2 separate regions of the Homo sapiens genome follow, and region 2 is linked to region 1. Evidence: read pairs that join two places in POLR2A ChIA-PET (ENCODE). Cell type or tissue: MCF 10A. All regions are shown on one strand. Each heading gives the region's core, and the rest is flanking DNA. Links, peaks and the distances in the headings are about the cores only.

Region 1 (2,922 bases), core at 224-2,723:
GAGTGTCCTCGCAACATGGCAGCTGGCTGTCCCCAGAGCAGATGATCCAGAAGAGCAAGGCAGAAGCCATAACATATTTTATGACCTAATCTTAAAAGTCATACTTTCTCATTTCACAATATTGTATTCATTACACTGGTCAGCCCAGCTTAGGATGGGAGGAAACTGTACAAAGGCGTGAATAGCAGCTGGTGAAGGTCACTGGGGACCATTTGGCTGTCACATATAAAGTGAGATGATCCAGGTAAAGCACTCAAAGCCATGTCTGGCATGTGCTATGTGTTCATCCCAATCAGTGTCCTGGCTTTGCTCTAGGCAGGTGGAATCTGTACAGGAACAACTTTTATTCAGTCATTCCACAAACATTTATTGAGCACTCCTGTGTACCAGGCACTGTTCTAGGAACTGGGTGAACAGTTATAAACAAAACATAGTCCCTGGCATTATAAAGCTCAAAAAAAACATAAAATACACTGCCTGGTGGTGCTCAGTGCTATGAAGAACCATAAAGCCAGGTAAGAGAAGAGAGAACGATGAGGAAATGAGGCCTGGGAGTCTTTCTCCTTGGATCTAGTACAACTGTAGTGGTGGCTTAGATTCTGACCTCTGATAAAGCCCTCCCTCCCCTGTGAGCGCATCCTGGCGTCACAGGCGTGTAAAATGTATACCCATTTTACACCAAGGCTAAAGTCAAACTAGTCCAGAGAAGAGCTGAAATAAGATTTGAGTCCCCAAGGAGTCCGGATTTCTTCAAATACAGAGGTTCTCCAACTTGGAGGCCCAGCAGCATCACCCAGGGAGCTTGTTAAGATGCAGAAGCCCAGATGTTCTGACTCTCTAGGTTGGGGGAGGATCCAGGGCTCTGCATTTTAAACAAGCACCCCAGGGATGGATGCAGGAGATCAACCAATCACATTTGAGAAATGTTCTGGTTGTGGGTAGTGGTCATACCTGTAACCCCAGTGCTTTGGGAGGCCAAGGCAGGAGGATCATTTGAGGCCAGGCATTCAAGACCAGCCTGGGCAAAATAGTGAGGCCCCTGTCTCTACAAAACAATTTTTTAAAAAACTAGCTAGGCGTGGTGGCACTCCCAGCTACTCAGGAAGCTGAGGTTGGGGGACAGCTTGAGCCCAGGTGTTCAAGGCTGCAGCGAGCCATGATCACACCACTGTACTCCAGCCTGGGTGACAGAGTGAGACCCTGTCTTTTTTTTTTTTTTTTTTTTTTTTTTTTTTTTTTTTTGAGATGGAGTTTCACTCTTGTCACCCAGGCTGGAGTGCAATGGTGCGACCTTGGCTCATTGCAACCTCCACCTCCCGACCCTGTCTTTTTTAAAAAAGAAACCCTGTTCTGAGGGCTTAGTGGCCAGGCAGGGCTCTAGGTCCAGCCCCAAGTGACGGACAGGGCTTAGCCATGCAGAGAGAAGGGGAACAGCTGGAGATCCAGAGACACCAAGCAATTTACTCAGGGGCATACAACCTGTAGGGAAAGTTTTAGGTGCACCTCATCTTATTTGATCAAATATATCTCATGTTGTACAGTAGTTCCCCACCCCCACCCCCATGATCTGTGGTTTTGCTTTCTGCAATGTCAGTTACCTGCAGCCAACCACATGATGAAATCTCATGCAATCCTGCACTATTCCACGTAGGATGTGAATCATCCCTTTTGCACTGTATCCATATTGTAGACATTACCCACGGTTAATCATTAACATCATCTGCTCCTGACATCCAATCATGGACATTGTCACGGCTTCATGATCCTGGATCACCCAAAGGAGATGATTCTCCTTCTGACGTATCATCAGGTGAGTAGTAGTCTAACGCTAGATCACAATGCCCATGTCATTCATTTACCTTCATCTCATCATGTAGGCATTTTATTATCTCCCATCATCACAAGAAGGGTGAGTACAGTACAATAGGACATTTTGAGGGAGAGACCACATTCGCATAACTTTTATTACAACATACTGTTATAACTGTTCTATTTATTGTTAACTGTTTGTTTTTTTTGTTTTTTTTTTTTTTTTGAGGTGGAGTCTCGCTCTGTCACCAGGCTGGAGTGCAGTGGCGCGATCTCAGCTCACTGCAACCTCCGCCTCCCGGGTTCAAATGATTCTCCTGCCTCAGCCTCCCAAGTAGCTGGGATTACAGGCATGCGCCACTACACCCAGATAATTTTTGTATTTTTAGTAGAGACGGAGTTTCACCATGTTGGTCATGATGGTCTCGATCTCTTGACCTCGTGATCCGCCCACCTCGGCCTCCCAAAGTGCTGGGATTACAGGCGTGAGCCACTGTGCCCAGCTGTTGTTAACTCTTAATTTGTAAGAGTTTAATTTACAAATTAAACCTTATCGTAGGTATGTATGTATAGTAAAAAACATGGTATATACAGAATTCTGTACTATCTGTGGTTTCAGGCATCCACTGGGGGTCTTGGAATGTATCCCCCCTGGATAAATGGGACCACTGTACATTGAAAAACAAGACCACACATTATTTTCAGCTCTTCCCATCAAGAGAAAGAATCAATTTGCCTGCATCCTGAATTTGATGTGGAATTTGACATGCTATTTGATATGCTTTGACACTAGTGCAGCTTGAACACTGGAATTTGTCCTCTCTTGTTGCTTTCTGAAACCCTGAGACCACCATAGGAAGGAGTAGGCTATGCCTATTGGAGGACGAGGCCATGTGGAGCAGAGAAGAGCCTTCCTGGCAAGGTAGACATTCGAGCTGCTTGCTGCCTGCAGCTGCAGGAGTGACCCAGCTGAATTCAGCCCAAATTGCCAGCCCAGAGGATCATAAACTACTGTTTGGGGTTTATAATGCAGCAGACTGACATGGCCTTGTTACTGGTGGAGAATATTTTTCCTCCCTTCACTAATGGCAAATTTTCCTTAGTCATGGTAAT
Region 2 (2,922 bases), core at 140-2,639, 170 kb after region 1:
AGCAGATACTCATTTTCTCTCAGTCCTGAAGACGAGAAGTCCAAGATCAAGGTGCTGGCAGGTTTGGTTTCTCCTGAGACCTCCTTCCTTGGCTTGCAGATGGCTGACCTCTTGCTGTGCCCTAACATGACCTTTTCTTTGTGTATGCATATCCTTGGTATCTTTTCCTCTTCTCGCAAAGATACCAATTATGTTGGATAGGATCCTGCTCATATGACCTCTTTTAACCTTAATTACCTCTTTAAAGGCTTTACCTCCAAATACAGTGACATTGTGGGTTATGGCTTTAGCATATGAATTTTGAGGGGAACACAGTTCAGCCCATTGGCTCACTTAGTGGTGAAGGATGTAGATAACCTATTGTCCTCTACGGGTGCAGGACAGGCCAAACTAGCATGCAGCTCTCTGAGCAGATGAGTAGAGAGCAGGGAAGCCAGTAGTGACACTGTTTCTTGCTTGGATTTTTCTAATTCAACTTGTCCAGGCAGGAGTCTGGACAAACAGTGCCAGCTGCTGTGTGCCTGCCCTGCCCTCTAGAGCCCAGCACATTCCTTAAGGCATTCTGAGTCTCATGTACTAACAAAAGGCCTTTGCTTTGTTACAGTAAATATATATTTTTTTCTGGACATTACCAAGCTCCCAACTTTTTATTTATGGTTTTATTTAGTGCTCTTTTCTTCATCATCTTAGGTTATTTACTGGCTAATTTATTTTATATATGCTCATAATAGTCTTTCATTTCATAATTTTTACAACTAACAATTTGAGTTCATAAACAACATTTTCAAAGTAGTTCTGGACTGGAAATCAGGCCTTTAGAAGTGATGTAGTTAGTTAGGGATGGGCTTCTAATCAACTGGGATGCCCTCTCTAATAGTTATCTTCATCACTGGCCCTCCCCGCTTCTATCCGCTGTCATGCTTGCAGTAACATCATTAAGCACGGGATCACCTCACTGCTTAGCAAAGACAGACAGAATTCACCTGCATACATATTAGGTTGGTGCAAAAGTAATTGCGATTTCAGACCGTGAATTTTAAATCACTATAACTAGGCTCAAACACATCTTGATTACTCAAATTAGGAACCATTACAATCAACACATTTTTGCCAATGAGGAATAAATTTGTTTATTCCTGTAGTGTAAAAATCTGTGCTTTGGGATTCAACAAACCCTTGGAAGCATTTTCGGCATCCTGCTGATTGTGGAAACATTTTCCCTGCAAAAAGTTGGAAGAAGTGGTAGTCGATCGGCGAGAGGTCAGGTGAATATGGCAGATGAGGCAAAACTTCGTAGCCCAATTCATTCAACTTTTGAAGTGTCGGTTGTGCAACATGAGGTCAGGCCTTGTCGTAAAGAACTGGGCCCTTTCTGTTGACCAGTGCCGGCTGCAGGCATTGCAGTTTTCGGTGCATCTCATTTCCATCTCATTTTCTGAGCATGCTTATCAGAGGTAATGGTTTCGCTGGGATTCAGAAAGCTGTAGTGGATCACAGTGCCAAACAGTGACCATGACCTTTTTTTTTGGTGCAAATTTGGCTTTGAGAAGTGCTTTGCAGCTTCCTGGTCCAACCACTGAGCTGCTTGTAGCAGGTTGTCACATACAATACACTTTTCATTGCCATGTCCCAATCCAATTGAGAAATGGTTCATTGTTGCGTAGAATAAGAGATGACGACACTTCAAAATGATGATTTGATTTTTGCTCAGCTCATGAGGCACCCACTTATCGAGCTTTTTCATCTTTCCAATTTGCTTCAAATGCCAAACGACCATAGAATGGTCAAGGTTGAGTTCTTCAGCAACTTCTTGTATAGTTGTAAGAGGATCAGCTTCAATGATTGCTCTCAATTGGTGGTTGTCAACTTCCAACGGCCGGCCACTACATTCCTCATCTTCGAGGTTCTCCTCTCCTTTGCAAAACTTTTTGAACCACGACTGCACTGTACGTTCGTTAGCAGTTCCTGGACCAGATGCGCAGTCGATGTTGCAAGTTGTCTCTGCTGCTTTACGACCCATTTTGAACTTGAATAAGAAAATCGCTTGAATTTTCTTTTTGTCTGACATCATTTCCATAGTCTAAAATAAACATAAAATCAACAGCAAGTAATAAGTCATTATCAAAAAACATAAAGTGAGAAATGCCTATTAAAATGATGTATAGGCCGGGAGCAGTGACTCATGCCTGTAATCCCAGCACTTTGGGAGGCTGAGGCGGGTGCATCACCTGAGGTCAGGAGTTAGAGACCAGCCTGATCAACATGGAGAAACCCCGTCTCTACTAAAAATACAAAATTAGTCAGTCATGGTGGCACAGGCCTGTAATCCCAGCTTCTAGGGAGGCTGAGGCAGGAGAATAGCTTGAACCCGGGAGGAGGAGGTTACGGTGAGCCAAGATCACACCATTGCACTCCAGCCTGGGCAACAAGAGCGAAACTCCATCTCAAAAAAAAAAAAAAAAAAAGTGTAACATAACCACATTTATTTAAGAACGCATTCTAATATCAAACAGCAAATTCCAACAATGCAAAAACTGCAATTACTTTGCACCAACCTAATAGTTCAGGGTAGGGTAGTAGTTTATTGATTGATTGATACTTTGGTGACTCCCTGTGAAGTGCTCCATGAATGCACTGCTAGTAAGTGGAATGTTCATAGGTTTCTAATTTGATCAGATTGGGTTCTAATATTGGCCTGAGAAGTTAAAAAAAATATAGAGTCACACAGTCCCTGAGTGGCAGGACCTGGAGTGGCAGGACCTGGGATGGCCAGGGTGAGTCCTAATCTCACTCTCTCTCTTTTTTATTTTTATTTATTTATTTAGAGATGGAGTTTTGCTTTTGTCACCCAGGCTGGAGTGCAGTGGCACAATCTCGACTCACTGCAACCTTCGCCTCCCAGGTTCAAGCAATTCTCCTGCC

The links. Peaks named below come from ENCODE experiments on the same cell type or tissue, not always from the same donor. Only the 100,000 strongest peaks of a DNase experiment are listed, where the experiment ranks them.
Region 2: POLR2A ChIA-PET joins it to region 1 with 5 read pairs; 3 of 35 experiments call an interaction of 5 or more read pairs at or near these places.

Annotation. Positions count from the first base shown.
Region 1 is chr20:400,799-403,720 of GRCh38, reverse strand. No RefSeq gene overlaps it. Among named protein-coding and RNA genes, the nearest start is that of RBCK1, 6.0 kb to the left of the region's middle. RefSeq lists a cis regulatory region at 1,428-1,704. In MCF 10A, for the core only: no CTCF peak of the experiment used is centred there; a DNase peak (open chromatin) is centred at 1,680.
Region 2 is chr20:233,688-236,609 of GRCh38, reverse strand. No RefSeq gene overlaps it. Among named protein-coding and RNA genes, the nearest start is that of DEFB129, 7.9 kb to the right of the region's middle. In MCF 10A, for the core only: a CTCF peak has its summit at 531 (motif pointing left); no DNase peak of the experiment used is centred there.